Linked DNA regions of Homo sapiens: region 1 is linked to region 2. Evidence: read pairs that join two places in POLR2A ChIA-PET (ENCODE). Cell type or tissue: PC-9. All regions are shown on one strand. Links, peaks and the distances in the headings refer to the core of each region. The heading gives the core; the rest is flanking DNA.

Region 1 (15,551 bases), core at 6,885-14,884, 450 kb after region 2:
CAGGGATTGAGGTCTCCAAGAATAAAAAGGGACTTCATGGAAAAAGTAGGCTTGTGGATAATTAATCACAGGGGCAAATAATGCAGTTAAAATAACAACATGACAATCAGGTGGAGGAATGTATAATAAACCCAAATGTGGCTGGGTAGAGTGGCTCACACCTGTAATCCCAGCACTTTGGGAGGCCAAGCCGGGCAGATTACCTGAGGTCAGGAGTTCGAGACCAGCTTGGCCAACATGGCGAAACCCCGTCTCTACTAAAAATACAAAAATTAGCCAGGCTTGGGGGCGCACGCCTGTAGTCCCAGCTCCTCAGGAGCTGAGGTAGGAGAATCACTTGAACCCAGGAGGCAAAGGTTGCAGGGAGTTGAGCCAAGATCGCGCCATTGCACCCTAGCCTGGGCAACAGAGCGAGATTCTGTTTCAAAAAACCCCCAAGTGTATTATAAGGCAATAATTCCTATACGAAGCAAACTAAAATGCAGCAATATTAAGGTATAAAAACAAAGAGGAATAATTCCATTGAACCTTGATTCTGGAAACTTTGATCCACCCAGCAGTCATGATGTTAGACTCATTGAAAAGAATGTATTTCTAATGCATGATGCGATCGGTCTATAGATGTGTCATGGAAACTTGGTTGCAACTTCAAGACAAAATAAAAAGTAAACATTTACATGAAAAATGGTGGATATGGAAGGTGGAGAAGAGAGGAGATAACAGCTTTATCTTTCAAAATAGAGAATTGAGAGATGGTACCAAAAGCTGATGAAGTAAAAAAAAAAAAAAAAAAAAAAGATACTTAATATAATACTTTAAATTACAAATATAAACACAAGAAGAACAAATATAATGATACAAATGTCAGACACTGGGAATGTCCAAGATTCTGGAAGGAAAGGGTGGTATTATTGAGCTAAATCCTCAACTTTGTCTGGGCACAGTGGCTAAAAATTAGCCGGGCATGGTAGCATGCACCTGTAGTCCCAGCTACTTGGGAGGCTGAGGCGGAAGGATCGCTTGAGCTTGAGAGGCGGAAGTTGCAGTGAGCCAAGATGGCACTACTGCACTCCAGCCTGGGAGACAGAGAAAGACCCTGTGTCAACATAAATAAATATATAAATAAATCATCAAGTCTCATATTAAAGACTCTGTAAATATGACTTATTGTTGACAAATGAAACAAATAGAGGTGTAAGCATGTTGTCTACATGGAGGCAAGACCAGAATAATAGAAAATGGAAACAGATTCCCTTAAAGAGGGGAATCGTGTCTTTCTCATTGGCTCAATGTAGTCTCCGTAGAGTCTAGAATGCTTCAGCACCTGGCACACTGCTTAACAAATGGTGAATGAAAAAAAAAAAAAGAAAAGTCATTCTTTTTCTTCTTTCACCCTATGTCCATAATCTGGCCATTTGCAGAACTTGATGTCCAGTGATCGAAATCAACAGCATCAGTGCATCCAATATCTTCTAGTCTCTCATCTTCTTATTACATCATTAATTTTATTTACTTTAAAATTAAGGATATCCAAAGTATTATGTGAGACCATTGCAATGGGAGACTTAAAAGTGGTATAAAATGTACTTTGGGCCAGGCGCAGTGGCTCACGCCTGTAATCCCAGCACTTTGGGAGGCCAAGGTGGGCGGATCACGAGGTCAAGAGATCGAGAGCATCCTGGCCAACATGGTGAAACCCCGTCTCTATTAAAAATACAAAAAAATTAGCTGGGCATGGTGGCGCATACCTGTAATCCCAGCTACTCGGGAAGCTGAGGCAGGAGAATCGCTTGAAACCAGAAGGCGGAGGTTGCAGTGAGCCAGGATCACGCCACTGCACTCCAGCCTGGGCAACAAGAGCGAAACTCCATCTCAAAAAAAAAAAAAAAAAAGTACATTGAATTGGAAAGTCTTCAAAAAGCAGCAGTGATGAATTTTTTGAGATTTTTAACAATTACAAAAATTCAGGGTTTTTTCTAATGGATGCCACCTGAGACTTTATTTTCTGTTATTTTCTTGTAATAACTAACCAAACAAGCTCATGTTGAAAAATGATTACTAAATTTGAGCTAATTGCAATGACTGGTTTCAAAATTTTCCACAGTGTATTTGAGTTAAAATTTCACTGTGAAGAGTACTACGATCACTCTCGCTTATTCCAAAAATATAAATGGACACTTGAGTATTTGAATTATTGAGGAAATGGTTGACTGGGTAATTTTTAAAAATCACTGGGCACAAAAAATATATTTTGACTTATATTAGTTTAGAGTATTTACACTTGAAAGAGTCTCATCTTTTCTGAAGGGTGTTTCTTTCATACACATTTTATTGCACTGAGTTTTGTGACCCATGGCATATTAATGAAGCTGAACAGGATGTGAAATATAAACTGGAAGCAAAAGATTAAATAAACCAAAATTGCATTTTTTCTGTAGTCTTGTCCAAAATTGGGTAACCACTTCTGATGGGGTAGCTCATATCCAAGAATGAGTCACAAAACCAGACTCGTTGAACCTGGTATATGATGAGTCACAAAGCAACATTCTGCCTTTGTTTTTTCAGGACAAGAAACTTGAATTGTATCCCACTGAGTTAAAAGATAAAATATATGGCATTGGCATTTCTGTACTTCAGAGAGGAATATATCTGTTTGTGGTAGGAATAAAAAATAAGTGAGAGAGGCAAAGCTTAGGTTCATCATATTATGTTACTGATATAACACAATTAACTTGGTAAAAGTGAAGGTGTGGGTGGGCGTGGTGGCTCACGCTTGTAATCCCAGCACTTTGGGAGTCCGAGGCGGGTGGATCACCTGAGGTCGGGAGTTCGAGACCAGCCTGACCAACATGGAGAAACCCCATCTCTACTAAAAATATAAAATTAGCCAGGCATGGTGGCACACGCCTCTAATCCCAGCTACTCGGGAGGCTGAGGCAGGAGAAGCGCTTAAACCTGGGAGGTGGAGTTTGCAGTGAGCTGAGATTGAGCCACTGCACTCTAGCCTGGGCAACAAGAGCAAAACTCTGTCTCAAAAAAAAAAAAAAAAAGTGAAGGTGCCCAGTGTCTGCAACTATGTCACCCCGGGCATATCACATATCACTCTGTTTTTCCGTCTGTAAAACGGGAGCAACAATGCCATTGCCTTATCATCAGAAGGATATGGAGACTAAATGGGAGAATGTAGGTAAACAGCACAGAGTATGGGTATCAGTAAGTAAACTGCAGCAGTTTGTTGATGTTAACAATAGTTAGCATTATATCTAACTATATCTAACGATATAACCATTGGGAATCCAGTTTTCCATGATTTTCCTCTAGAATGGAGCTGCCTAAGTCCTGCTTAAGTCATTTTTCTTTGAAGATTACTGAACATCATCTTCAAATGTTCATCCTTGTAAACACGTGTGTGTGTGTGTGTGTGTGTTAATTTAAATTTTCAGAAAAATTCTGTAGGCCGTTGGAAGGAAGCTACCATACCAGGCCACTTAAACTCCTACACCATCAAAGGCCTGAAGCCTGGTGTGGTATACGAGGGCCAGCTCATCAGCATCCAGCAGTACGGCCACCAAGAAGTGACTCGCTTTGACTTCACCACCACCAGCACCAGCACACCTGTGACCAGTATGTACACAACCACCCTCATGCCTCCTACCCCCGAGGTTCCTAGAGCTAGGCTCTCCTGAGGCAATGCTTTCCTTCTCAATTCATATTCTTCCAGGAGGGGCACCAACGTTTTTTAAAATGATGTTGGCGACGAGGACGGTAAATTTTCTAGATGACTGAAGGCTGACTTTCCCCTTTCTGTGACTCTCTAGGCAACACCGTGACAGGAGAGACGACTCCCTTTTCTCCTCTTGTGGCCACTTCTGAATCTGTGACCGAAATCACAGCCAGTAGCTTTGTGGTCTCCTGGGTCTCAGCTTCCGACACCGTGTCGGGATTCCGGGTGGAATATGAGCTGAGTGAGGAGGGAGATGAGCCACAGTACCTGGGTAAGCTCAATATGTCGCTCAAGACAGGTTCAGGGCAGCTGCTGGAAAACTCTCCTTGTGGGGGTGGGTGGCCTCTAGGCAGGTGGTATCTGTGGTTTGGAACTGGTTGACAGCTCAGACTGAACAAACCACCCTCTGGCATGAGGAAGGGAAGGACTGACTCTTTCTAAGAAGTGGCCGGGTTTTTCCCAAGCCACTGTCACATGTTCCTGGTCCCTGATGCCAGCTGCATCATGCGCCTACCTGTGCACAAGTTCCTACAGCAAAAGCTGTGTTCTTGGTGGAAGTAATTACCAGGACTGCAGCTGACAATGTGAGCACAGTACGGTCACTCATACTTTTCAAATTGTTATGGTGAGGGGCCTTTAAAAAACTTCATTGGCGCACTGAAGTGTGTGCCATCGTAAGCACTGAGTTCAGTGAATTTGAATTCTTATAAAGTGAACACACCACAAGACCAGCACCCAGATCAAGGAAAAGAATATCTCTCTACCCTCACCCCATCATCTTCCGCCAATAATCACTACCCTGACTCTTACTGCAGAGAGCTATTTTTAAAAATTTGGCATTCGATTACAAAAATTATACGTCTTTAGAAAAAAAGTTGGAAAAATGAAAGGAAGAAGGAGGAGGAGGAGAAAGGAGAAAGACAAGAAGTGGTGTTTTCCCATAGTACATTAATAATCACAGATTAGGTGGGTGCGGTGGCTAACTCCTATAATCTCAGCACTTCGGGAAGCTGAGGCTGGTGGATCACTTGAGGCCAGGAGTTCGAGATCAGCCTGGCCAACATGGTGAACCTCCATCTCTAATAAAAATGCAAAAAAAATAGCCGGGTGTGGTGGTGTGCACCTGTAATCCCAGCTACTCGGGAGGCCGAGGCAGAAGAATTGCTTGAACCGGAAAGGTAGAGGATGCAGTGAGCTGAAATTGTGCCACTGCACTCCAGCCTGGGCAACACAGCAAGACTCTGTGTAAAAATAATAATAATAATCACTGATTAGCTATTAGCACATTACCTTCTAGTCGCTTTTCCCTATGAATATATAATTCTTAAAATATCCTTCTTATAAGCTGTAGAGTCATTTGAGGGACTAGTTTGCTCTGATTAGTTACCTTTTCTTTTCATTTCAAAGATCTTCCAAGCACAGCCACTTCTGTGAACATCCCTGACCTGCTTCCTGGCCGAAAATACATTGTAAATGTCTATCAGATATCTGAGGATGGGGAGCAGAGTTTGATCCTGTCTACTTCACAAACAACAGGTACATGTGTGCTACATAGTGTTAAAAGAATCTTTTTCTGTAAAACACAGGCCTGTAGTAGCACTTCCTGACTGTTTGCCCCACTTTCTTTCTTTCTTAGCGCCTGATGCCCCTCCTGACACGACTGTGGACCAAGTTGATGACACCTCAATTGTTGTTCGCTGGAGCAGACCCCAGGCTCCCATCACAGGTCAGCTAAGCGTCCCCCTCTTTGGCTGCTATGTTAATCTTAATGACATCAGCAGGGAGGGCGCAGATTCTGACTGCGGACCTGCATATCACTTTAAATCTCCAATATAATTTATGGGAGAGGGGTTTGTGTGTGTGTGTGTGTGTGTGTGTGGCGGGGGTGGGGGAGTTATTTTCTATGGCACATTTCCCCTTGAAACCATTTCACCAACTCCCTTATACACACACACCACAACATACACACAACCTGTAAAGCCAGCTCATTGGCTTATTAAAGCAAGTGTTCCCAGGGTTGAAGAGGTGTAATTTCCTGAAAACGTTGCTCTAAGATTTATCCTTAAGGAGAAAGCTGAGCTGTCGTCTTAGCTCATTAGGTGATTCAACTGCCTCATCACTGAAGTTCCAAAAAGACACACACAGTGCTAGACAACTCTGCTTAGGCTGGTTCATTAATTGCTTCCCTCGTCTGGAGCTCAAAGAGGAAAAATCAGCTTAACATGAATATTTTCACCTAATGGCATCTCTAATTGACATTTATTAAGGATGTCAGGTCTTCAAGGATGACATTTATTATTAAAAAGGTTCGCATGACTGTTCTTATTTTATCTTCGTGCTGAATAGTCATTATTAGAAGAAGTGGCAATATTCAAAGAGTCAAAAAGTATCACTGGCTCTTCACTAATCAAGCAAGATGCTAAGGGATATTAGAAAAGGGAGGATTTATGGTGTTTCTAAGCCTCTGTCTCAAAGAAAACAGTGCATCTTACTTTTGCTCATGAATCTGCAGGGTACAGAATAGTCTATTCGCCATCAGTAGAAGGTAGCAGCACAGAACTCAACCTTCCTGAAACTGCAAACTCCGTCACCCTCAGTGACTTGCAACCTGGTGTTCAGTATAACATCACTATCTATGCTGTGGAAGAAAATCAAGAAAGTACACCTGTTGTCATTCAACAAGAAACCACTGGCACCCCACGCTCAGGTAACTTTTTTAAGAAGACACTTCCTATGTTATCTTATCAGGATTGTTCCTGAAGGAGGGTTGTTTTGTCTCTGTCAACAGTCCTCTCATTCAAGAAATCTTATATATTAGTTTTTCCCTAAACTTCTGATATTTAGCTGAAATGTCATAAGTAACTTATCAAAGCTGGCTACTGGCCTTTCTGATTAAAAACTGACACCATAACGTCCATCTACAAATTTTCCCCTAGAAGCTTAAGGGTCATTTCATTTTTGATTCTTAAGTATTATAAAATGATTCAGTAAAACAAAAACTGTTACATTATTTTCTGCAGTTATTTCAAAGGCTTTTTCTAAAAAATTTTTTAGTATCTTTTCTTATAACCCTCTCCCCCCACCACCATATGACACTTCATATGCTGGTAACTCACTTATTACCTATTTTAGATAAAAGGTTCAAATGTCATAATTTAAGCACTATGACTGGACCATGAAAATGTGATCTGATTAAGAGACAAAACTTAGCAAAACTCTCGAATGAGAGGCTCAATGAACTGCCTAACATATCCAAGAAACTGGCTTCTTAAAAGTAATCTTCAGCAGAGAATGTGAATGACCAGTTGACTCTTGTCTGTCAGATACAGTGCCCTCTCCCAGGGACCTGCAGTTTGTGGAAGTGACAGACGTGAAGGTCACCATCATGTGGACACCGCCTGAGAGTGCAGTGACCGGCTACCGTGTGGATGTGATCCCCGTCAACCTGCCTGGCGAGCACGGGCAGAGGCTGCCCATCAGCAGGAACACCTTTGCAGAAGTCACCGGGCTGTCCCCTGGGGTCACCTATTACTTCAAAGTCTTTGCAGTGAGCCATGGGAGGGAGAGCAAGCCTCTGACTGCTCAACAGACAACCAGTATGTCTTCTCCTATCTCTATCTCCCCTCCAAATTCTCCACCCTCACTTGCAGCCTGTGAGAAAGTGCAGTAAACCATTCACTCAGAGGTGTATGGCTTAGAGAGAGGGAAATACCCAGCCGGCAAGGGAATGCATAGTGAACACAAAGCACATTAAACTTGAAAACAAAACTCAGACAAGCTCCATGGATGCTAAGTGGTAACCCATTTCTAAAATACATGTACCAGCTGAAGGGTACTAAGAGGGGAGAACTGAAGAGAATCTAATTTGAGTGCATTTTTCGTGTAACTAAATATATCTAGATCAAAGTTAAAATGCAGGATCATAACACTTAGAGTAGAATTCATTTAACAATAGCAATTGTCAAGTGTCTAGTATTACTAGCCACCAGCTTATCTGCTCAGTTTTTACAAGCATTATTCTCATATTTACTCTTTGTTTTGACCTTAGGAAGGAAGGTCTTATTATTATTATTTTATTTATTTATTTTTTTGAGATGGAGTCTCGCTCTGTCGCCAGGGCTGGAGTACAGTGGCACCATCTCAGCTCACTGGAACCTCTACCACCTGGGTTCAAGCAATTCTCCTGCCTCAGCCTCCCGAGTAGCTGGGACTACAGGCGTGTGCCACCATGCCCTGCTAATTTTTGTGTTTTTAGTAGAAATGGGTTTCGCTGTGTTGGCCAAGCTGGTCTGAAACTCCTGACCTCAAGTGATCCACCCACTTTGGCCTCCCAAAGTGCTGGGATTACAGGCGTGAGCCATCGTGCCCAGCCGGAAGGTCTTACTAGTATCCGTATTGAATACTTAAAGAAACTGAGGCTTTAAAAAAGTTCTGCAACTTGTAGGGTCACAGAGATAGGAAGGGATAGAGCTGGCTCTATAACCTATGTCCGAAGCCCATGCTCTCAATTATTATACTCGACTGCCTCTTAAAGATTTCCTCTATTTGAAAGGTAATTTAAATTTCGGTGGGAAAACTGCTGGTTATTATTCTCAAGAATAAACTCCACAACTTATGTGATTCTGATAGTGCAAACTCACCAGTATCCTACCATGAATCTGAGGATACGTTATCATTACTGTAATTACTGTCTAATCTGAACCATGTGAAAATAACTTTTATTTCTCTAGCAAAGGGCTATTCACAGAATATTGCTTTTGACCCATAGAGAGCTTCTTCTTGCTGTCATTTTAGGAGGCATATCCCTTTTTCCTTAATCTGTTTGGCTCAGAGCTAACTGTGAACTTCAGAAGTGTTTGTTTTGCCTTTTTAAAAATACCATTGCTTTAATGTAACTATAATTTCTGAGACTGATGCGAAAGTCTTGCTGGAAAATTAGACTTCCCAAAGGATCACAGTCAAGCAAAATGGTTCCACAATTTCTCATGACTGGCAGAGTTTTGGCAAAGTTTTGTGTAGCACTCAATCTCTTACTGGCTCAGTTTTTCCAGGGTTTTGACTTTCACATAGTTACAACCTTGAGGAGAGAAAACTTAGACATTCAATCAAGTTTCAGGACTTGAGTTATGATCATTACTGATCTAAATATTTCTTGGCATGTTTCATCTTTTTTCCTAGAACTGGATGCTCCCACTAACCTCCAGTTTGTCAATGAAACTGATTCTACTGTCCTGGTGAGATGGACTCCACCTCGGGCCCAGATAACAGGATACCGACTGACCGTGGGCCTTACCCGAAGAGGACAGCCCAGGCAGTACAATGTGGGTCCCTCTGTCTCCAAGTACCCACTGAGGAATCTGCAGCCTGCATCTGAGTACACCGTATCCCTCGTGGCCATAAAGGGCAACCAAGAGAGCCCCAAAGCCACTGGAGTCTTTACCACACGTAAGCTGAAAATTAAGTGCCTTTTCTTAACTATATTTACATTCTCTATTCTTCATGCTTTAAAACAAAACAAAACAAAACAAAAAAAACATTAAAAAATTAGTACATAATTTAAATCAGTGATACTAAAAATGTGCTCCATAGACTGGCTGCTGGCCCGTTAATTGTTTGCTGCTAGTCTGCAACAAGAAAAACGGTTGTGCCAGAACGTAAATCACAAAGCACACTGCTTAGTACAGCTGAGAATTTTTCTGAAGCCAGATTTTCTTGATGAAGGAAGCAGTGTGTTAATTTGCACACATTGCCAAGCTCGCTCTTTCCTCTAGGGCCAGCACTTTGAGTAACATGGGTTTAAAGCAGTCTGTTATTAGAAAAATTAAATTCGATTACATTAAATGAATTTACCAAACACTAGTTAACGCAAGAAAAAATTAGCACCTATGTCTACATTCTATTACTTTGGGCATTGAATAGTAACTATAAATGCAGAATAAAAATATCTATGGATTGAATGGGAACCAACTAATTGAACATGAAGCCAAGGAAATGATTTCTTTATGAGTGTTGGCTGCAGAAGATTAAAGTACTTTTGCAGACGGAATCGCTCTTTTCTTAAATTACTCTTGAAATTCCTCAGAGGAGAAAAATACTAACAATAATTTTTGGTCATGTCTATCCTTTTGCTCAACATTTTAAAGGAAGTGGTCTTAAATCTCCCACATATCTACATCACAATAACAACCTCTATTCACAAACCGATTCCTATTAAATACATTTCCATTTACATTACAGAGAATTATGAGACTCCTTATTTCTAGCTGAACATCATTTGTTATTTTCAACTCGACATTTTGAATTATAGAAGCACCTAACATAAGTACTTTTTCAGCATATATTCTAACCATGGACTAGTTTGCAATTTTCTAAGAGCTTTCAACAAATGTTACTCTTCGACTAATTTAAAAGTATGGATGTTAAAAAGCATTCAAAAAGTCCATACAAGCCTAGTTTGTAAATAACTATGGAATTGATTTCCCAAAGAAAATACAAACTTTTCCCCATAAGAATTCATACTTTAAGAAAAACTTACTTCCATTTAAATTTACTGTATGAAGTTTGGCTCATGAAGGCTTTTTCCTAAATAATAGTTAATCGTAAGCAAGTAAAATTCACTTTTAATTTGCAAATAAGCTTACTTGAAAATTTGGCTAAAATTTTACACGGTTCTAAGATAGTCTAAGATCTACTCTCATGAAATTAATGTCTTTATATTTCTTGTAAATATTCATTTCTTATAAATGTCCTTCAGTGAATTAGAATGGAGATTTCAGTGAATGCGCCCTTTCAGTAGATGTCGTCTTTTACTAAAATGTAGAATTCTATAGTTGTCTTGTTCATTCCTTAACATGAGACATATTTTATGTAGTTTCTTTTGTTGAACACAGTGCTTATAAAAGAAAAAGCATTTTTAATGATGCTAACAATAATTAAGGGAAGGTGGTGGGCCAAGATATTTCAAGTACTTCTGAAGACTGATATATTGGATATATTATTTTATGCTTTGCATAATACATTCATATAAAATATAATGATTTTAACTGAAGTACTGATAGCCAAAACTAATTTTATTAGATAAAGGTTAACATAGTGTCTGGAACATTGTATGCTTTCAAAAACTATTTGGTGAATAGATAATTGAGAAAGGAATAATAATAAAAACAGCTAAATGAAGCTTATATTTAAATAAACTAATGTAAGCAGGGTATTCTACAACTCCATTTGAACTTTAAGCACTCCCTAAGGCTGTAAACATCCACAAGGCTTGCATGTTTTTGAAATTACTAAATTTCTGTAGTTTTTTACTATCTTACTAAGCTGAATTCTGGGAGTAACTTTTCTGAGTTTTATAACTTGTGCTAAATTCTTAAGAGCAAATGTGAGAAAAGTTAGGGGAAAAAGCTGTTTCTGGGGAAAATTCAGCTTAGTCTTATATTGATAGGGCAAATTTTATTTCTTTAACAGCTGGGCTGTTCTTCCCTAACAAGACCTGCCAGAACCCATAGCTCACACTTAGAATCACATCCTTTGTTTGACATCGTTTGTGGGTTTGTGGTTTGGTGATTTTCCCATAATGGCCTTCCCAGGCAGAGAGCATCATCTTAAACTTGGGAAGACTCTAGGTGGCTGGCTCAAGCAATAGAAAATACCTAGTCTTAAAGCCCAGGACAGTTGAGGCGAATATAATTTGTAAAAAAAGTTGTGGTTTTCACAGATGTTCAGTGAAAGAAACTGACTGTTCTCTGAATTGTTTTTTGTGGGCCATTAAAAATGGTCACACAGGGCTGGCCATGGCATTTTGGCACAGTCACCAGCAGTCAAGTGGTGTATAATTTCAGAGGTACTAAAAGGCATCGGGTCACCCATCCCAGTCATGTCCCCCCACCCCCCACCAAACACCATCAAAATAATAACATACATAGATGAAACAGCCCACTAAACCAGTAGTACCTCAATTCAGCCATTAGAGCTATCATTATGAAGTGGCCCACACATATATTTGGCTTTTTCTCACACAATATTTTTAAAATAAAAATAAAAAATGGCTCCTTAGAATCCAGACTGAAAAAAAAATGCGAGAATTGCGATGTTGATTCTAAATTCCCACATGGCAAAGAAAAAAAAATTGACTGGAGTTGAGTTGAGACTGGAGTCTGAACACTTTTTAATCCCTGTTTGTATAACTCTGGAGACTAATTCTTTGTCTTGCCAGCCATTCATAATTTAGTATAAATGCATTCAGAGGTTTTTTCCCAATGGGAACAAAATTTGATTGAGATGTAAAGAGAGGAAGAATTGTGGAGATGTCAAACATGTGACCAGAGCTATGAACACACTTGATACCCTTGAACTTAAACTTACCCAACTCAAAATATCTGGCCTTCTGCGATCTTACCTTTCTACATTTATAATAAGATTTGCAAGGTTGTTGGAAATCTCTATCTTAACTTTATATATACATGCCTCTTTCTTTCTTTTTCTTTCCTTTCCTTTCCCTTTCTTTCTTTCTCTTTCCTTCCTTCCTTCCTTTCTCTCTCTCTCTTTTCTTCCTTTCCTTTCCTTTCCTTCCTTTCTTTCTTCCTTTCTTTCTTTCTTTCTTTCTTTCTTTCTTTCTTTCTTTCTTTCTTTCTTTTCTTTCTTTCTCTCTCACTCTCTCTCTCTTTCTTTCTTTCTTATTTTTGGTGCTAAAACCCAAAACAAATCTTTTATTTAAAAATAAGATTTTTTTTTTTTTTGGCCAGGTGTGATGGCTCATGCCTGTAATTCCAGCACTTTGGGAGGCCGAGGTGGGTAGATCACCTAAGGTCAGGAGTTCGAGACTGGCCTGGCCAACATAGTGAAACCCCATCTTTACTAAAAATACAAAAATTAGCTGGATGTGGTGGTGGGCAACTGTAGTCCCAGCTACTTGGGAGTCTGAGGCAGGAGAATCACTTGAACCCAGGAGGCTGAGGTTACAGTGAGATGAGATTGCGCCACTGCACTCCAGCCTGGGTGACAGAGCAAGAGTCCATCTCAAAAAAAAAATTGTTTAAGTAAAATTTTATTTTCTTTCTTTTTTTTTTTTTTTTTTTTTTTTGAGATGGAGCCTTGCTCTCTCACCCTGGCTGGAGTGCAGTGGTGTGATCTTGGCTCACTGAAACCTCCATCTCCCAGGTTCAGGTGATTCTCCTGCCTCAGCTTCCCAAGCAGCTAGGATTACAGGCATCCACCATCACACCTGGCTAATTTTTATATTTTTAGCAGAGACAAGGTTTCACCATGTTGGCCAGGTTGGTCTTGAACTCCTGGCCTCAAGTGATTCACCTACATCAGCCTCCCAAAGTGCTGGGATTACAGGCATGAGCCACTGCGCCTGGCCAAAGTAATATTTTCAATAAGAAAAATAACAGTGATGTCAGGATGCTAGAAAATGCAAAATAAATTTGTTATAATTCCTGATTCTGGTGATAAAATACTAAATTTTTGCAGTATTATTCTGAAAGAATAATCACGTATTTAAAGTACAAATCTTTAGACTTCAAAGTGCATCCATGGTGGCAGATTTTGTTTAACTTTTATATAGCATCTTTTATTGCAACCAAAAATAGCTGACCATTATTGTGGAATAATTCAGCGTAAAGCTTTTTTTTTTTCTTTTTTTGAGACGGAGTCTCATTCTGTCACCCAGGCTGGAGTGCAATGGCATGATCTCGGCTCACTGCAACTTCTATCTCCAGGGTTCAAGCGATTCTTGTGTCTCAGCCTCCCAAGAAGCTGGGACTACAGGCATGAGCCACCATGACAGTTAATTTTTCATATTTTTAATAGAGACAGGGTTTCACCATGTTTGCCAGCCTGGTCTCGAACTCCTGACCTCAAGTGATCCACCCACCTCGGCTTCCCAAAGTGCTGGGATTACAGTCATGAGCCACCGATCCCCGCCCAGCATAAAGCTGTTTTTAGATCACCTTCTATAATTTACCATTGTTCTTAAATTAATGGTTAAGAAACAATATGATAATCAGTTTGTGGTGGCCAGTTTTACATTTTATAAGGGATTTTACACTGACGATATAGGGAAATTTATTGTCATCAAAGTCAAATCCCAACAATCATAAAAAGACATGAATTAGATTATATAATTTCAATGAAAGGACCACCTTAGCAAACATCTAACCCCTTGTTACTCAGGTATCATTCACGGGCCAGCAGAATTGGTATTATCTGTGTTTGTCAGAAATGCAAACTCCCTAGTTTTTTGTTGGACCTCCAGAAACAGAATCTGCATTTTAGCCAGACCCCAGATGATGTGTGTGGCACATTAAAGATTGAGAAGCCTGATCCTCTCCCAATTCTCACCCAATGAAAAAATATGTTACATCCTCTATCCACTGCTTGGTTAAACTGAGGTTCTCCATAAAAATACTTGTTATCTATATGCTATGCAATCATCTGTGAGTTTGAGTTTTGAATATGTGCATTGATTCTCTCTCACAGTGCAGCCTGGGAGCTCTATTCCACCTTACAACACCGAGGTGACTGAGACCACCATTGTGATCACATGGACGCCTGCTCCAAGAATTGGTTTTAAGGTAAACTGCAGATGTTCCTAATCTCTGTGATACAGCCCTGAGCTGTCCTTGTGGTTCCCATGTAGTGGAAACAGGGTGCTCAGGAGTCAGGAGACCTGGGTTTTGTCACCTGCTTCTGTCCATACATCTTTGACTACATTGTCAGGGCCTAACAGTCCTTCCCTGCCTACCTCACTGAATTGTTGGAAGGGTAGATGGAGGCTGCGAAAGTGTTTTGCAAAGGATAAAACATTAGCACGAAGCTGCTGCTTATTGTTATCTTATTTTCTCTATCCTTTCCTGCAGGGAATTACATTTCAAAAAAACATGGGAAAACTTTATTTGATGTGTTGTTCTAAATGAGTGTGAACAAGTTCACAAAAGCCAGTTTAGGGAGACCAGTTAAACTCAGAGTCACTTAAAAATCGCATTTTCATCCAATCAGTTTCATCTCCAACTGTTCAAAGCACTGAGGGTGAATCTCTTAATAGAAGTTAAGATTAAGGTTTCCCTGTGGATATCTGGATTCATCTTCTTTAAAGTAATGATATTAGGGAAGCGGTGAATACAAATGAATATGTTTAAAAGAATTCCATTCTTTGGCATTTAGTGTGAAGAGAGAAATATTTGTTATCGCTGGAAATCATGACTCAATCCCCTTGATCGTTTAAAAAAATACACCAAAGATAAAGTTTGTAAATGGCCATATTTATGATTATGCTACTCAAATATAGAAGAACTTTCTGAAGAGTGCCAGTATACCTTTTAATTCCCTTAATAATGTCATGCTGACTTTCAGAAGCCTTATGATGTGTGAAGGATCTCTCTAGAGTTGAACACTATTGGATAACAGTGTTACCTAAGTTTTTGAAATAGAATCTTAAAAGGATTTTAAATTATGGGCATAGTTATTCTAATTCTTCTCTTGTAATGTATCATCCTGCAGTTGAAGCTATGTACATATCTCTTCAAAAGGTGTGTTTTTGCAATACAGTTGCTACAGGGGCTGGTGCCTTTAAATGGCAACTAAAAGGTTAATTGAATGTGAATAACTCGTTAAAGGGAGAGCTCAGACATTCCTTCTAGCACACACACAGAAAAATAGAAATGAACTACCATGTGACCCACAGTCCCTGTATACGTCTGGTTTGTAACAAGAGATTCTTTATCAAGCAAAACAGTATGTAATGACATTTCTCTGGAACCTTCCATTACAAGCCACCTTAATGCAGTTTGGAAGATACCTCCCCCACCTGGGGGAATTTCCAGCT
Region 2 (15,551 bases), core at 4,500-12,499:
GCAAACTCTGTAAAGGCCCAGACAGTAAATATTTCAGTCTTTGTGGCCATAAGGTCTTTGTCACAATGACTCAAATTTGCATTGCAGCAAAAAAGCAGCCATAGACAATCTATGCATGATTAAGTGTGGCTGTGGTACAATAAAATTTGGTTTACAAAAATAGGCAGTGGACTAACCCCTAATCTATGCCAATGATGTTGATTACCCTCTATCTGCAGATGACTTTCTTTAAGTCCATTCCCAGCTGTTTCCTTCATTGCAACTAGAGTAATTTCCAAAACAGAAATTGATCACATCTCTCACTTATTTAAAATTCTCCATTGCCTCTGATTGATCTCAGGGTAAAGATGGAATCCTGAACATGGTCTGCAAGGCCCTGCAAGATCTCACTTGACCCACTTCTCCAGCTTCATGCTCTTCCACCTTCTTCCTCACTCTCTGAACAGCGCTCTCAGGGCTCCCTTCCTGTTCCTTGAAATTGCCATGCTACCCACTGTTTCACCACCTGGGTAATTCCCCACCTTCCTCTTTACCTAGTTATTTTTGACCTATCCAGTTTGCAGCTCATGTCTCTTATCTTCAGGGAAGTCTTCCTGACCCCAGATGTGATCCAGCCCTCCTGTTAGATCCTGACCAAGTACTCTCAAACTTCTGTCACTTTGCTGCCAGAGTTTTCAATTCTATCATTATATGTGATAGTTTGGATTATTGTTCAGAAATTCTTACTCCTCTCACTGTCTCACTGTGGACAGGGTATACTTTCCACTCTATTAGTTTTGGGCTTGGCCATGGGACTTCACTTGGTCAATGGGATGTTAGTGGATAGGACACGAGCAAAGGCTTGAAGTGTGTTTGTGTAGTAGGACTGGTTCTCTTGCACCTCTGCCATTGCCTTAAGAAGGACATGCACTTGGTCATTTCCTGGTACTGGAAGAATGAGAGACATAAGGAGTTGAGCTGCCCCAGCTGACCTATAGACCAACAAATGTGATAATTAATGCTTATAGTTGGATGCCACAGAGTTTTACGATAGTTTATTCTGCAGCAATAGATGACTGATGGAGTTATCTTCTATGAATCTCCCACCAGATTGAAAGATGCACGAAGAAAATATGCCTGCTTTGCTCACTGTTGTATTCTTATTGCCTACTACAGAAGGTGCTTAATTTAATAAATATGTGTCGAATGAATAAATGATTAAATGAGACACTATATGTGGATGCATTTAGTATACTACAGGCACATAGTTGTCACTCAGCAGATAATGTTTAAAAATGGGTGATATAATGCTTGATAGAATCGGTATTTGGTTCTCTTCTGGAGTTGAAAATAATCTGAGCTTTATAACTCAGCTTTATGCACAAGAAAAATGTCCCTAGATCTATAATCAGCTGTGTAATGACTCTGCAAGCACTTTCTTTTACCCAAAGGAAATTTAAGATTATTAAGGAAAATAAAAAATAAATGCAAGTTCAGGAAGTTCTTTGCTTGTGTTACTTTGTTTTCTAATTTTAAATCTTATTCGTTTAAAGTGATAATAAAGAAAGTCATTTGGAGATGGGACAATATTATCGCATCTGGAGCAACTTAATAAGATTAGGACAAAGGCTCTATTCTCTTCTTGATGCACATGTGCGGTTCTCATTAACTTTTGTATTATCTTGAGGAAAATATTAGAGAATGTGATGCACCATAAACATTCCACACAAAGGGGGTTAATTAACAGGTACATGTAGTATTAATGCAGATGTTAAACATTAACTATGATAAGTGTTCCCTAATAGCTGGTGTCTGTGGACAATTAATGCTCACCAATTTCCACAGTACTTACAAAAAACCATAAATATAAAACACAGTATAAATTATTACATAATTTTTAAAAATTCAAAACAATTTTGAAATGCCTGAAGATTTATGTGTCCAATACTTTGCTGTGTGAATTCTTAAAAATAAATGTGTACTTTCTATAAAACTATTTAAGATAAACTGAACCCCTCTCCCACTCCACTGCACCAATCACTTCCCAAATATTCTATGTATGTGAAATGCTAGATGTTGGGTATTTACATGTTCTTCCAATACCAGTGTGTCATTTTATATTAATAAATATATTATTAAATGTTAATTATAATATCTACATGGAATTAAGTTTTTCTTTGCAAATAAAACACATATTTGTATGTAAAGAACTTGTGTTTTTCTTCTCCATTCTTTTGTGCCAATTTATGGCTTGTCCATTGGATTTCTAGCATTGTGCATTTTAAAATGTTTATATGAACAAAATATGATTGCACATATTAACAAGTCAGATATATGGATTTGTAAATTTGTGTATGGTGTTGGAAAACTAAATAATGATATTGCAATGTATGTATTTATGTATCCTGATGCGATATTTAATCTATTAGTCTTAGAATTTCTCTTTCTTTTCAAAATTCTGTGTTGATGATTTGTCATTTGTTTAAAATAAAATAGAGGCCAGGCTCAGTGGCTCACGCCTGTAATACCATTGGAGGCTGAGGTGGGAGGATTGTTTGCACCAAGGAGTTTGAGACCAGCCTGGGCAACATAGACCACTGTCTTTCTACAAAAATAAATAATTAATTTAAATAGAATCTTTTCTGTGGCAGACACAGAGATGCACCACTCTGATCCCCCTTCAAGAAAGGAGTTGCTGCCACAGGACTGTGGTTAGTGGGTAGTTCCTTGAGGATCTATAGCTTTTTGCAATGCAGTCTTGCTCTTCTGGGGAAGTTGGCAGAAAACGACAGAGAAAGACAGTGGTACGAGGATGATTTGATGGAATTTCCATCCCAAAATTGGACTGACTCCTCTAACAGACAATCTTTGCTCCCTGTTGGGCAGAGAGTGACTTTATCAGATGTATGTCACCATCTGACCATTTCCCCTGTCCCATCCTGCCTTCTTTCCTTTTCTTTCATGGATGCTTCCCCCTAATAAACCCTTTGTTTGCCTACCTTCCCCTCAGTGTCTGTCTCTCAGAGAATCCAAATGGTACATTATATTTCCCAGGACCTAAGGGACAAACACGAATAAACCTGAGATCTGATTTGAGACGATAAAGTTGGAAAAATTCATTACCTAAACAAACAATGATAACACCATATGCTGAGCTAGATAGGATAGAAGGGAAAAGTGAGAAAAGGGAATCAGTTCACTTTCTAAGATATGAAGAAATATTGGTGATGAAGAAATCAGGATAAAAAGCAAAACAGCCTTTACGAACAACCAACAAAACATAGAGATAAATGCAATTCCAATACTTTTTTAAAAAGTTCTAAACTATCATATTTGAAATATATAGTTTGGCACAGATTCTGGATTAAAAAGATGATTTTCATTGTTGTTAAACAAATACATCTTTAAATAAATATGCCCTATAAATGAATCTATTTAACATATAGTTAACACTAAAATACAATTTATAGTAGCCATCTGGGCAAAGCTGTGTCAGCCTGTGCTAACATAGGGTGCTAACTGTGCTAACTTCTAAATCAAGTGTTGGAAGGTATTCATTAAAATGATATTCTACCTGCAAAAATATTAAGCTTGCGACAGACCATTCCATGGATCACATTTTGAGAAACACTGCTTTATGCACAGTGCACTAGGGTGAATACAATTCTGATAGTTTTTAGGTGAAGAAGGAATCACAATGCAATACAAATTCATCTCTAATGCATAACGGAAGGCGGAAAACAATGGAGAAAAAAGAGACAGACATGGCCCCTGGTTACAATTGGAGAAAATGTAACAAAACAAGTATGCGTGTGTTTACAGGTACTTTAAATAGTTTCAAGTATTTTCATACAAAACCCCTTTATTGTGATGCATTTGCAATAACTGGCACAGTGTGGAGTAAGTTGAAACGTGTGTAATACCATCAGTTCATGTGGTAGAAGCAGGAAAAATAGTTGACCAATTAAGTGTGCTGTTTTCAGGGTGGCCCTGAAATAGTGATATCAACCCCTCAGCTGCCAGTGCCAAGTTCCTATCGTCAGCTTTTCATGGCCATGCCACAGGAAAAGCATGTGGCAGGGTGTCCACCTAACATGCATTCATAGATGATAGAAATGCTTCCCTGCACAGTTGAGCTTTGGCATAACATTTTAATTTGTTTCCATTCTTATATTTCAGAACAAAACAATACCTCCTGTTTTATCATGAGACAAAGAACAATGGTTTGAAAGTTTTGAGCAGAGAAGCGTTTCAGAATAAAACCCTTTAGGTGGGAATGGGTGATTACTGACAAAGACCCTTTTCTTAATTAAACTGTGGTCTCTATGCCCTTTCTCTACTGGGTCCTGTCCTTGGGCCTATTTTCAAGAGCAAGAATCCTAGTAAGTGGGTTTAGCCATCAGATATCACCATCCCCCAGGTGATGTCTGACTATCCTTTCCTGGCTTCAGCAAGAATCCTGTTAAGTCTATTGAGCCAGAATCTTCCTTACCCCTGATGCTTCCTCTTAGCAGTTGTATTAGTCCATTCTCATGCTGCTATAAAGAACAGCTTGAAACTGGGTAATTTATAAAGGAAAGAGGTTTAATTGACTCACAGTTCTGCAGAGCTGGGGAGGCCTCAGGAAACTTACAATCATGGTGGAAAGGGAAGCAAACATATCTTTTTCACATGGCATAAGGAAGAAGAAGAATGAGAGCTGGGTGAAGAGGGAAGCCCCTTATAAAACCATTAGATCTCATGAGAACTTATTCACTATCTCAAGAATAGCATGGAGGAAACTGCCCCATGATTCATTTATATCCTACCAGGTTTCTCCCATGACATGTGAGGATTATGGGAACTACAATTCAAGATAAGATTTCAGTGGGGACACAGCCAAACCATATCATTCTACCCCTGGCCCCTCCCAAATCTCACATCCTCACATTTCAAAACACAATCATATCCTTGCAACAGTCCCCGAATATCTTAACTCATTCCAGCATTAACCAAAAGTTCAAGTCTAAGGTTTCATCTGAGACAAGGCAAGTCCCTTCTGCCTATGACCCTGTAAAATCAAAAGCAAATTAGTTACCTCCTAGATACAATGGGGGTACAGGCATCAAGTAAATACACCCATTCCAAATGGGAGAAATTGACCAAAACAAAGGGGCTACAGGTTCCATGCAAGTGTGAAATCTAATAGGGCAAGCATTAAACCTTAAAGTTCCAAAATGATCTCCTTTGACTCGATGTCTCACATCCAGGTCATGCTGATAAAAGAGGTGGTCTCCCATTGCCTTGGGCCTCTCTGCCCCTGTGGCTTTGGAGGGTACAGCCCCTCTCCCAGCTGCTTTCATGGGTTAGAATTGAGGGTCTATGGCTTTTCCAAGGGCATAGCATAAGCTGTTTGTGGATCTACCATTCTGGAGTCTGGAGGATGCTGGCCCTCTTTTCACAACCTCATTAGGCAACGCTCCAGTGGGGACTCTGTGTGGGGACTCTGACCTCATGTTTCCCTTCAACCTTACCTAGCAGAGGCTCTCCATTAGGGCTCTGCCCCTGCGGCAAACTTCTGCCTGGACACCCAGGCATTTCCATATATTCTATGAAATCTAGATGGAGGTTTCCAGACCTCAGTTGTTGACTTCTACGCACTCACAGACCAAAACCATGTGTAAGCTGCCAAGGCTTGGGGCTTGCACCCTCTAAAGCAATGGCCTGAGCTGTACGTTCACCTTCTTTAGCCACAGCTGAAGCCGAAGCAGCTGGGATGCATGGCACCATATTCTGAGGCTGCATAGAGCAGGGGGACCTTTGGATGGGCCCATGAAACTATTTTTTCCTCATAGCCTTTGGGGCCTGTGATGGGAGGGGCTGCCATGAAGGTCTCTGGCATGCCCTGGAGACATTTTCCCCATTGTCTTGGTGATTAACATTCCTCATTACTTATGCAAATTTCTGCAGGGCTTGCATTTCTTCCCAGAAAATGGGGTTTTCTTTTCTGTCATATCGTCAGACTGAAAAATTTTCAAACTTTTATGCTCTGCTTCCTCTTGAATGCTTTGCTGCTTAGAAATTTCTTCTGCCAGATACCCTTAATCATCTTTCTCAAGTTTGAAGTTCCACAGATCTCTAGGGCCGGGGAAAAATGCCACCAGTCTCTTTGCATAGCAAGAGTGACTTTTATTCCAGTTTTCAACAAGTTCCTTATTGCCATCTGAGACCAGCTCAGCCTGGACTTCATTGTCCATATTCCTATCAGCATTTTAGTCAGAGCCATTCAACAAGTCTCTAGGAGGCTCCAAACTTTCCCACATTTTTCTGTCTTCTTCTGAGCCCTCCAAACTTTTCTAACCTCTGCCTGTTACCCAGTTCCAAAGTTGCTTCCACATTTTCGGATGTCTTTACAGCAGCACCCCACTCCCTGTGGTACCAATTTACTGTATTAGTCTAGTCTCATGCTGCTATAAAAAACTGCCCAAGACTAGGTAGTTTATAAAGGAAAGAGGTTTAATTGACTCACAGTTCCACAGGGCTGTGGAGGCCTCAGGAAACATACATCACGGTGGAAGTGGAAGCAAACATGTCCTTCTTTACATGGCAGCAGGAAGGAGAAGCATGAGAACTGAATGAAGGGAGAAGGCCCTTATAAAACCATCAGATCTCATGAGAACTTACTATCATGAAAGTAGCATGGAGGAAACTGCCCCCATGATTCAATTATTTCCCACCAGCTTTCTCCCATGACAAGTGGAGGGTTATGGTAACTACAATTCAAGATGAGATTTGGGTGAGGACAGAGCTAAATCATACCAGCAGTTTTCCATCCACTGACCCCCATCCTGCTCCTGGGCTATAAATCCCCACTTTTCCTACTACAAAACTTCATTGCAGTAGGCCGTTTTTGGATAAATTCCCTCTAACAAGTGTTAGAATTTTTTTTTTAAACATTCTGTAGGTAAGGTTCCTTATTCCATCTCGATTGGGGTTTTCATAAAGGGATTTCCACTATCTTTATCCACCCTTCTCCCACTGCTTGGATCCTTCTTATGTGTCCATAATTATCAGTATTTATTTAAAGTTGCCATTGTTTATAATAAATATATATCCACTTATTTTGTTCCACTATACTTTAATGTATTTGTGTCTGTCCTATTCTGCTGATGGTCCCTACCATCTTATCTTCTGGTTCAATGGGAAAGAAAAGGGTATTGGTAGAGCTAGCTTGCACATAACTCATGGCTGGCAACTTAAGTGGTCTAAGCAGTGGGAAGTAGACAAAAGTCATTGATGAAGAGGTAACACGTGTATGGACATTTTCTGTCAGACATATCATAGTAGATAAAAAAAGGCCAAGAAATACGAACTGACAAACTTCTCTGAGATCAGTGTGCATTTCTCACCCTCCTCTCCAGCTCTCTAATGCAATACAGTCAAGGTAACGACTTGTGAGGGCACTGCTCCACCCGTAGTGGGCATGCTTTTTGGGTTGGTACAAAGGTGCTTGACTCAAAGAAGAGCAACTGAGGGAATGGTGGAAGAGGGCTTGAAAGAGAGACCACAAAAGCTTGGGCAGGCAAGGTAGGGAAATTAAGGAGAGAGATGGCTATAGTCTGAATGTTTGTGGCCCCTCCAAATTCATATGTTAAAAGCCCTAGCCCCCAAGGTGGTGGTATTAGGAGGTGGGGCCTTTGATAGGTGATGAGGTCATGAGGATGAGCCCTCATGAGCGGGATTAGTGCCCTTAAAAAAGAGGCCTTAGAGGGCTCCCTTGACCCTTCTGCCATGTGAGGACACAGTGAGAATGTGCTATGAACCAGGAAGCAGGCCCTCACTGGGCAGCAAATCTTCCAGCACCTTGATCTTGGGCTTCCCAGACTCTGGGACTGTGAGCAGTACATGTTTGTTGTTTATAAACTATCCAATGCATGGTATTTTGTTATAGCAGTGTGATCAGAGATCTTCTTGCTGAGAATCCACTATGCTTCCAGAATAAGCGAACTCTTTTGAGTGATCTCATTCTGAGAATGGTCCAGCCCAGGAAAGCATCAGGCTTAAGTTGCTGAGAAGCGAGGTCTCCCTTACTGTACTTTCTCTCTCCATTGGCCATTAAAGAAATGAACTGGCTGAGATTAGGTCTTTTGTTAGACTTACCTTTTGTAAGTTATTTGCAAATGTGGTATTTGTATTATTTTCCTTGTAAATTAAACCTCTTTGTATGAATGATGACTGTTTGAAAGATCAGTAGGGTTGGGTGGGGGTGAGGGGAGACAAAGGGAAAGAGGTGTGTATATAGTCTCCATTGAATATAAATAGTAATTGCAGAAACATCATAAGGTGATGCATATTCCTGTACACAGCAGCCTGAGCTCTTTGATGCTTTGGAAGGTGATATCAGAATTGCAAATGGGAATTATCTAATTACTTTGAGGAATATTCTGACTCTTCTTTATTGTCTAAAGACTGTCACTGTGTTAGGTACATACATCAAGGACAAATTACAAGCACTGTTACAGCAGTAGCCCTAGTAGGTTTGTGAGTCAAATAAAAGACCCTAATTTATTCTGAAAGGGACAGCAGGAAGGAGAAAAAAGTCTATAGATGGTTTTTCCCTCCCCCTACCCCTGGGGTCCTTTATATGCCAATTTTCTATTTAAAGGTGCCAAACAACTCATTTGGAGTTATTAAATGTGAGCTTAAGCTTGTTCTTTGCATGAATGTGTGGCACTATGAGATATAGGCCTACGAGAGAAATTAGATTGTTGCTTCTAGCGCAAACACCTGAATTTGTACCTTTACTTTTAAAAACAAAAAGTAATTACACAGTGTTATGTATTCCCATTAGCTGTTCAGTAATACCTATGGGGGGAGAGGGATTGAGAGGGAAAAGTATGATCCAAGCATTAATATTTATGAGCTTTGTAGGCACACTCTGCCCCTGGAAATAAGAAAATTAAATGAACACATTTGCAAGGTTGAAATGCTCTATGGATGTGACTATGTAATGCCAAAACAATTAGATCATAAATGAAAAATGCAGTGAATCAACATGCTGGCTAGTTTATCCAATGGCTAAAAATAACGTTGAATATTGTTTTCCCACCAAAGCGGGTTCTGAGCTGTCAATCAATCAGTCAGTTAGTATTTCATGGGCACCTACTATTGATCTGTAAGTGACTAGACACCTTCAGCTTCCTCTCCACCCAGTGGGGATTTGTAGTCACCTTCTAAAATGATCTGGAGACTTCAGTGTCTTAGGCCACCTCTCCAGGATCCTGTCTTGGTTTTTTCCTTGGCCTGTGGTGTCTCCCTCATTGCTCCACACTCTAGCTTATGTCTCTTTCCTTTTAGATAAATTCTGCAGTTTGATGGGGGTGTGAGAAGGAGGTGGAGGTGGCACAAGACAGCTCATACCTATGAATACAAGGCATTTAAAGATACTAAGTGATTGGCTGAGAGCTCAGAGTTCATCTTGGGCCTCAGATATGGTTTTGTTTAGATCACACTTATATTTTTAAAGGTCTTTTACATAGAGGATACTTTTACAAAACATAAGAGTGACTGCTTTGTTTCATCTTTGAATATCTAATTGAAACCTAGATATTTAGACTTCCGTACATTTGTATCTGATCTTTCTTTCATCAAGTCTCGATGATTTTCCTGGTTAACATGTTCTCATCTTTGCCCTTTTCTGTTGTATAAACAATGAATGATTTGGCTGTCCTGTCTCTTTCCTCTGAGAAATGTCTGGTTTTCTCACAGGAGTGGACTCCCAGCTGCTGCTGTTTTCTACTTGACCTTACGTACTGGTCCTAAGTGACTGGTCCCAAGAAGGGTAATTCAGGTTAATGCTTATGAAGATTCAAACTTGAAATGACAGACACAGAAACCAGGAGTGGTCGGAAGTGGGATCACACCTACAGAGACCCCAGGCCTGCAAGAGAAGATGCAGGGACCATTGCTGGCAAGGTCCCTGGCTCTCCTTGTTCCACTTCTCTGAGAATTGGCTTGCCCACTATTTCTTAGATTCCACAAGACATCCCAATATGCTTGCATTGATTTCTTTTTTATTTATTTATTTAAGTTAGAGTTGGTTTCTTAAGCAATACAGTAGCCATATTATTTAACAACACAAACAAAGGATCTCAAATGAAGGAGATCCCGTTTTACTAATTAAAAATACTTCTATCTTGTAGATATACAGGAGTGCTAATATTTTTCTCTTTTTGTCTGGTTTGACCGATAAATGAAAAAGAATAAATAGAACACCACCTCAGGAAGGAAATGAAAATGAAGGAGAGGGAATGCATATTTATTGAGAATAAGAAGCACAGATTACTGGAAGGGATATGGTTTTGGAGATAAGGAGACTTGGGCTAAGATTCTGACCTTTCGCTTGTAAGCTACGTGACCTTGGACAAATTCCCTCACTTCTCAGGGACTTGTTTCGTTATTTGTGAAGGGGATAAAAATACTAACCTCACTCGACTGTTTTGAAGATTCTCAAAACTCACGCAGTGGGAGAAGGTCTTGAAAATTACCAAAAACAATTTCTGCATGGTTCCAAAACTCTAATACCATCCTGTGTCACCAACTGAGGGATTCAAAAGGAAACTGGCCCCTATTACTGGGTGACTTTGTGCCAAGTACCTGACTTGCTTTTTTACATGATCGATAATTACTCATGGTCATTGCGGAATCAATTTTCTAGGTAGAGGTGGCGTGTGAGGAAGGAGCAATAACAAGTAATGCACTTTGTAAACTTAGTGAAATAAAATACAGCTGCTTAAAGTGATTCTTTGAAGAAATGATGATTTTCACAGTCAACATTTAACTCGGGAATGACCATAGGATTCAGGAGAGCCTTAGGAGACCTGAGTTCCAGCTCTGAATGTGCCACTGTGTCACTGTATGACATAACTTAACAATCCTGTCAGCTTTCTTCTTTCAAACAAAAGGATTAGAACAGATATTTAAGTTTCCATCTCCTATAGGAATAAAGATTTTCATTATTTTTAAGCAGAGATGAGTTTATTAGAGAACTGCGTTGAGATCACCAAAATGTCCCCAGTGGGAGATGGAGGGTATGGATCCTGGATGTCATTTTGGAGATTTGTGTGTTTGAGAGGAGGGACTGGGTGTCACAATGGTTGCCAGAGGCCAGTGGCCACATGTCCTGTAACACTGAGGTTTATCCTATGGAACAAAGTATTGTCCCCTGTCTGTAGGATGGTTCTCTGGGTGGCCTTAGACTGACCCAATTCTCCTTCCTTTCTTCCTTGTAGTTCTTATGAGTAACTGTAGAATGTGTTGGGAATGCAACATTCTGTGATAGGGAGGAACCAGCCAGAATAGCCTGGACTCTCTGTTCTAGTCCCCCCTGAAAACAGGATATCCTTAAATGCTTTAGTCCAGTGTGTCATGTTATCTTGGGGTATAAAACCCAGACTGGGCTGCGTGCTGAGGCCCTTCAACAAAGGGGGCACATGCAGATGAGACTCCGTCCACCCCAGGCAGCTTTCCTGAGCCCTGGAGGACAGGCTTGAAATGACTCCTAGGCTTCTGGTGACCCTTGTCACCTATCTGTGAGTAATAAACCAACTTCATGTAATTTGTGTGAGTGAATGTTTTGTCTGAGCAGACTTGGGCAAGTAGTGTAAGTGCAGCCCAAGACTCAGTGGGCTGAAGTGGTAACCAGTGCACAGTGAACCTGCTTCACGCTGTCCTGTACAACTTAAACTCCCTGAACTTTCATATAGATGAGAAGCATGTTTGCAATTATCTGAGTCTAAAGCAGAACTCTATTTAACATATGAAAGCAAACTGTTTTCTGTATAGTTTTAATATACACTGAATTTTCCAAGAGTGTAATTATTGGGTAAACTACAAATATTGTGTTTTGTTTTCTTTGGACCTTGACTATGAGAAGTGCACCATTTCAGATGCATTCCAAATGCTCATGGGATAAGGCATCAGTAGCATTCACAGTAGCATTCTAGTTTTATGACGAAAGGCAGTGTCTGACAACTGTAGATGTCTTCTAGTGCAGCTGTGATAATATATTCTAAATGACCTTCCCCGTATGTCTCCTTGATATTTCAGTTTACTCGTGATGTTTATTTATTTTAAAATTTTAGTTGGTAGATAGGGTACATTAGTCCATTTGAACTGCCATGAAGAAATATCTGAGGCTGGGTAATTTACAGAGAAAAGGGGTCTAATTGGCTCACGGTTCTGCAGGCTGTGTAAGAAGCGTGGCGTCAGCCTCTGCTTCTGGTGAGGCCTCAGGAAGCGCCTGCTCATAGCAGAAGGCAAAGGGGGAACAGATGTGTCACATGGAGAGAAAGGAAGCAAGAGAGAAGGAGCGTGAGAGAGGAAGGAAGTGTCAGTCTCTTTTAAACAAGTAGATAATGCATGAACTCATAGAATAAGAAATTATTTGTTACTGTGAGGATAGCACCAAGCTATTCATGAGGGACACACCCCCATGACTTAATCATCTCCCATTAGGCCCCACCTCCAACACTGGTGATCACATTTCAACATGAGATTGGAGAGAACACACATCCAAGCCATATCATAGGATATACTACCTATGGATTCTACTTCATGACGATAAAAGAGATATAATTGTTAAAAGGGGGCATTGGATTTGGTGGAGTTGAGATTTACTGGTCCCACATCAGTCGAAGGATACTGGCAACCCCAGATGGTCTCAAAACTGCAATGAGGAGGATGTGGAAAGTGTCTTTACAGGATCTGAGAAGAAAGTACAGGGGATTTACTCTTGGCTTAATTTAACTAAATTTAACTAAATTAAATTTATATTTAATTTAATTAACTGGTGAGAAAGAGCCCATTTCATTTCCTTTTAATTGTGCCTAATCACACCTGTACATTCATAGCATTTCTAGTCTTGGATGAATTTATTTTAAACTGTCAATGCTCAAAGTCTCAGGCCTAGGAAAAGTCAGGCAGTTAGCCCTATGTTGTTTTAGCTTTAGGCGTCACAGTTACAGGCAAGAGCTACTGAATGTTAGGCAGAGCATCCTTCCAGGAGGATGTCATCAGCCGCCACAGTGCAGCTGACCTGCTTCAAGCCTGTGCAGCCTACAAGCATCACAGGCCTCTTACCAGACTCTCCTTCAACCCTTCTTCCTTCCAGTTTATCCATACTCAGCAAGTCAAGGAGAAAATCATTTAATCTGTGTTCAAACCTACAGCCATTAGAGCAATAGCCATGAGAAGAAGGGAGATAATTCTAACGGAGAGTGGAGAGGAGCTCAGGGCTTTTGTCTTGGCACCACTGCCAGAAATGAGCGGGTGACAAAGACATTCACGACATTCACGAATAATCACTTTTGAGCCTTCCTCGAGGGTAGATTCCAACATTTTTGTTGTTTGTATTAATAGCAGAGAATTGTGCATATAAATTTGTTTGTGGTCTGCTTTTTAAAAGGTATGTGCGCCTGTAATCCCAGTTACTCAGGTGGCTGAAGCATAAGAATAGCTGGAACCCAGGAGGCAGAAGTTGCAGTGAGCCAAGACTGTGCCACTGTACTCCAGCCTCCAGCCTGGGTGACAGAGCGAGACTCTTCTCCAAAAAAAAAAAAGTTTGTGTAGAAGAAATAAACAGTGAAATCCTGGCTACCACTGATATTCTCTGATCTATTGTCTTTACATCTTCTTTTTAGAAGGCGTTTTCCAAATATTTCTAATATTTTCTTTCTTTTCCTTTCTTTCTTTCTTTCTTTCGTTTAGTAAACCCAAAAGCTAAATATTGCAACCTTAATAAAGCAAGGGTGAATCTGGCAACGGATACTAACCTTAAGAGTAACACAGTGGGCATTTCCACTTTCGGTATATCCTTTATGGTTGTTGGTATGTGTTGAGCAATTTTTAGGTAATAAAATTGTAATGAATTTTCTAAATGAGAATGTCTCTGATGACTGTTCCCTGAGAAAAATGGAAGTAATTTGGAAGAAGTGAGACTGGCTGTTACTCTCACTTTCACTCTCTCTGTCTTGCTCACTCACTTGAAATACCCCTTTGTTCCTGAAAACCTCTTATCAACTTCAAACCGTAGGCCTATGAAATGATGCTTTTGTCATGCTGTATATAACCTGCTCACCGCATTGTGAAAAAGACAGATTCTCTTTTATTTTCAACATAGAAAAAAGGATAGATAGCTGGATTTCTTCAAGGAAAGGCTGAGAGGTGGATACACCAAATTGCTCAAAAAGAAAGGTCGAGGGAGGGATGTTAAATGAATTTCCTCCCAGGAAACTCTAGAGGAGGATTACAGTAAACATGCACAATTTCAGATGAGGGACAGCTCCCTGAACTCAGGGCTAAAGGCGCCCACGGAGCCTTGGATGGAAACTTCAGGATAAGGCAATGGTTTCTGTGCCTTCTAATTTCCTGGAAGGAATCACTTTGAAGTTGTCGTTTCTGAAAGTGTCAGTTACATCCAGCTAACATGATTATTAGATACAAAACCAAAGGCCTTTCTTCACTCTATTGGAAAGAGTCATTTTTGCAGGTTTGGAAGTTGTCATTTCCACATGGACAAAAGATAGAGTGCTAGATTCTAGCTATGAGGGGAGGCGAGAGATTTGTGCTAAAGAAAAACCTCTGTAATGGCATTATTTTTTCTAGAAGGTGAGTTTTCTTTGATCAACAAATATACTGCTTCTGGGACAATGATATCTCAATTACTCCCCAGATATTTTCTGACACAGCTGCCAGAGCTGGCAGAATTTGAGGTGGGTGAACTCCCCCCATCCCTGTCCTCACTACTTACAGTAGCCCATATTGAACTTGCCTCATTCTGCTCTCTTCTGCTGTTTATGAAACCCATTTAGCGCTTAATTACACATTGCCTAGAACCACTGCCTGTATTAGGCAGAGCTCTTTCAGGCAAGAGTCAGGAACCCAAATTAACCTACTTCAGAAAAAAAGAGAATGTATTTGTTCACGTAACAAAAAGTCCAGGGGGTAGTTGATATCAGGCACATCTAGATCTTGGGACTCAATTGATGTGGCCAGGATTCATCACTTCTCCTAAGCTGCTTCTCCTCTATGGTTTGACTTAGGCAGGCTCTTGCCATGTGTTAGCAAGATGGCCCCAGAAGAAAGATCCTCTTTCATAAAAGTTCCAAAAATGGAGTTGATTAGCATTCATGGAAAGTTTAATATGTACCAAGCATGGTTTTAAGCACTTTGCCTTTATCGTCTTACCTAAACTGTCTCACCATCCTATGGCTAGAAATTATTTTCCCAATTTCCTACCCAAGAAACTGGAGCCATCAAAGAGCAGATAACTTGCCAAGTTCTTACACCTGGTAATTAGTGAAGCTAGGATTTGAACCCAGGTAGTCTTCTGCTTAACTACTATACTGTATTTGAATCTACTCATATTGGGTTGGTTTGGATTATATGCCCATCCCTGGGCCAATTACTGTGGCCATGGCTGGGATGCTCTGACTGGCCAGGCTTGGATCGCTGTTTACTCGTACACTGAACATAGGTTCAATTCTACCCAAAACAAGTGGACTGAGAGTGGAGGAGACATGTGTTTTCCCGAA

What was found. ChIA-PET counts read pairs that join two places held together with the same protein. Peaks named below come from ENCODE experiments on the same cell type or tissue, not always from the same donor. Only the 100,000 strongest peaks of a DNase experiment are listed, where the experiment ranks them.
Region 1: POLR2A ChIA-PET joins it to region 2 with 13 read pairs; 2 of 35 experiments call an interaction of 5 or more read pairs at or near these places.

Annotation. Positions count from the first base shown.
Region 1 is chr2:215,398,007-215,413,557 of GRCh38, reverse strand. It overlaps FN1 (fibronectin 1), which reads left to right. Exons shown (of 46, transcript NM_212482.4): 14 at 3,444-3,624; 15 at 3,819-3,995; 16 at 5,132-5,260; 17 at 5,361-5,450; 18 at 6,237-6,431; 19 at 7,048-7,320; 20 at 8,903-9,169; 21 at 14,207-14,301. Among named protein-coding and RNA genes, the nearest start is that of FN1-DT, 30 kb to the left of the region's middle. RefSeq lists a silencer at 2,378-2,672. In PC-9, for the core only: no CTCF peak of the experiment used is centred there; no DNase peak of the experiment used is centred there.
Region 2 is chr2:215,844,756-215,860,306 of GRCh38, reverse strand. No RefSeq gene overlaps it. Among named protein-coding and RNA genes, the nearest start is that of LINC00607, 9.0 kb to the right of the region's middle. In PC-9, for the core only: no CTCF peak of the experiment used is centred there; a DNase peak (open chromatin) is centred at 9,086; H3K27ac peaks cover 734 bases.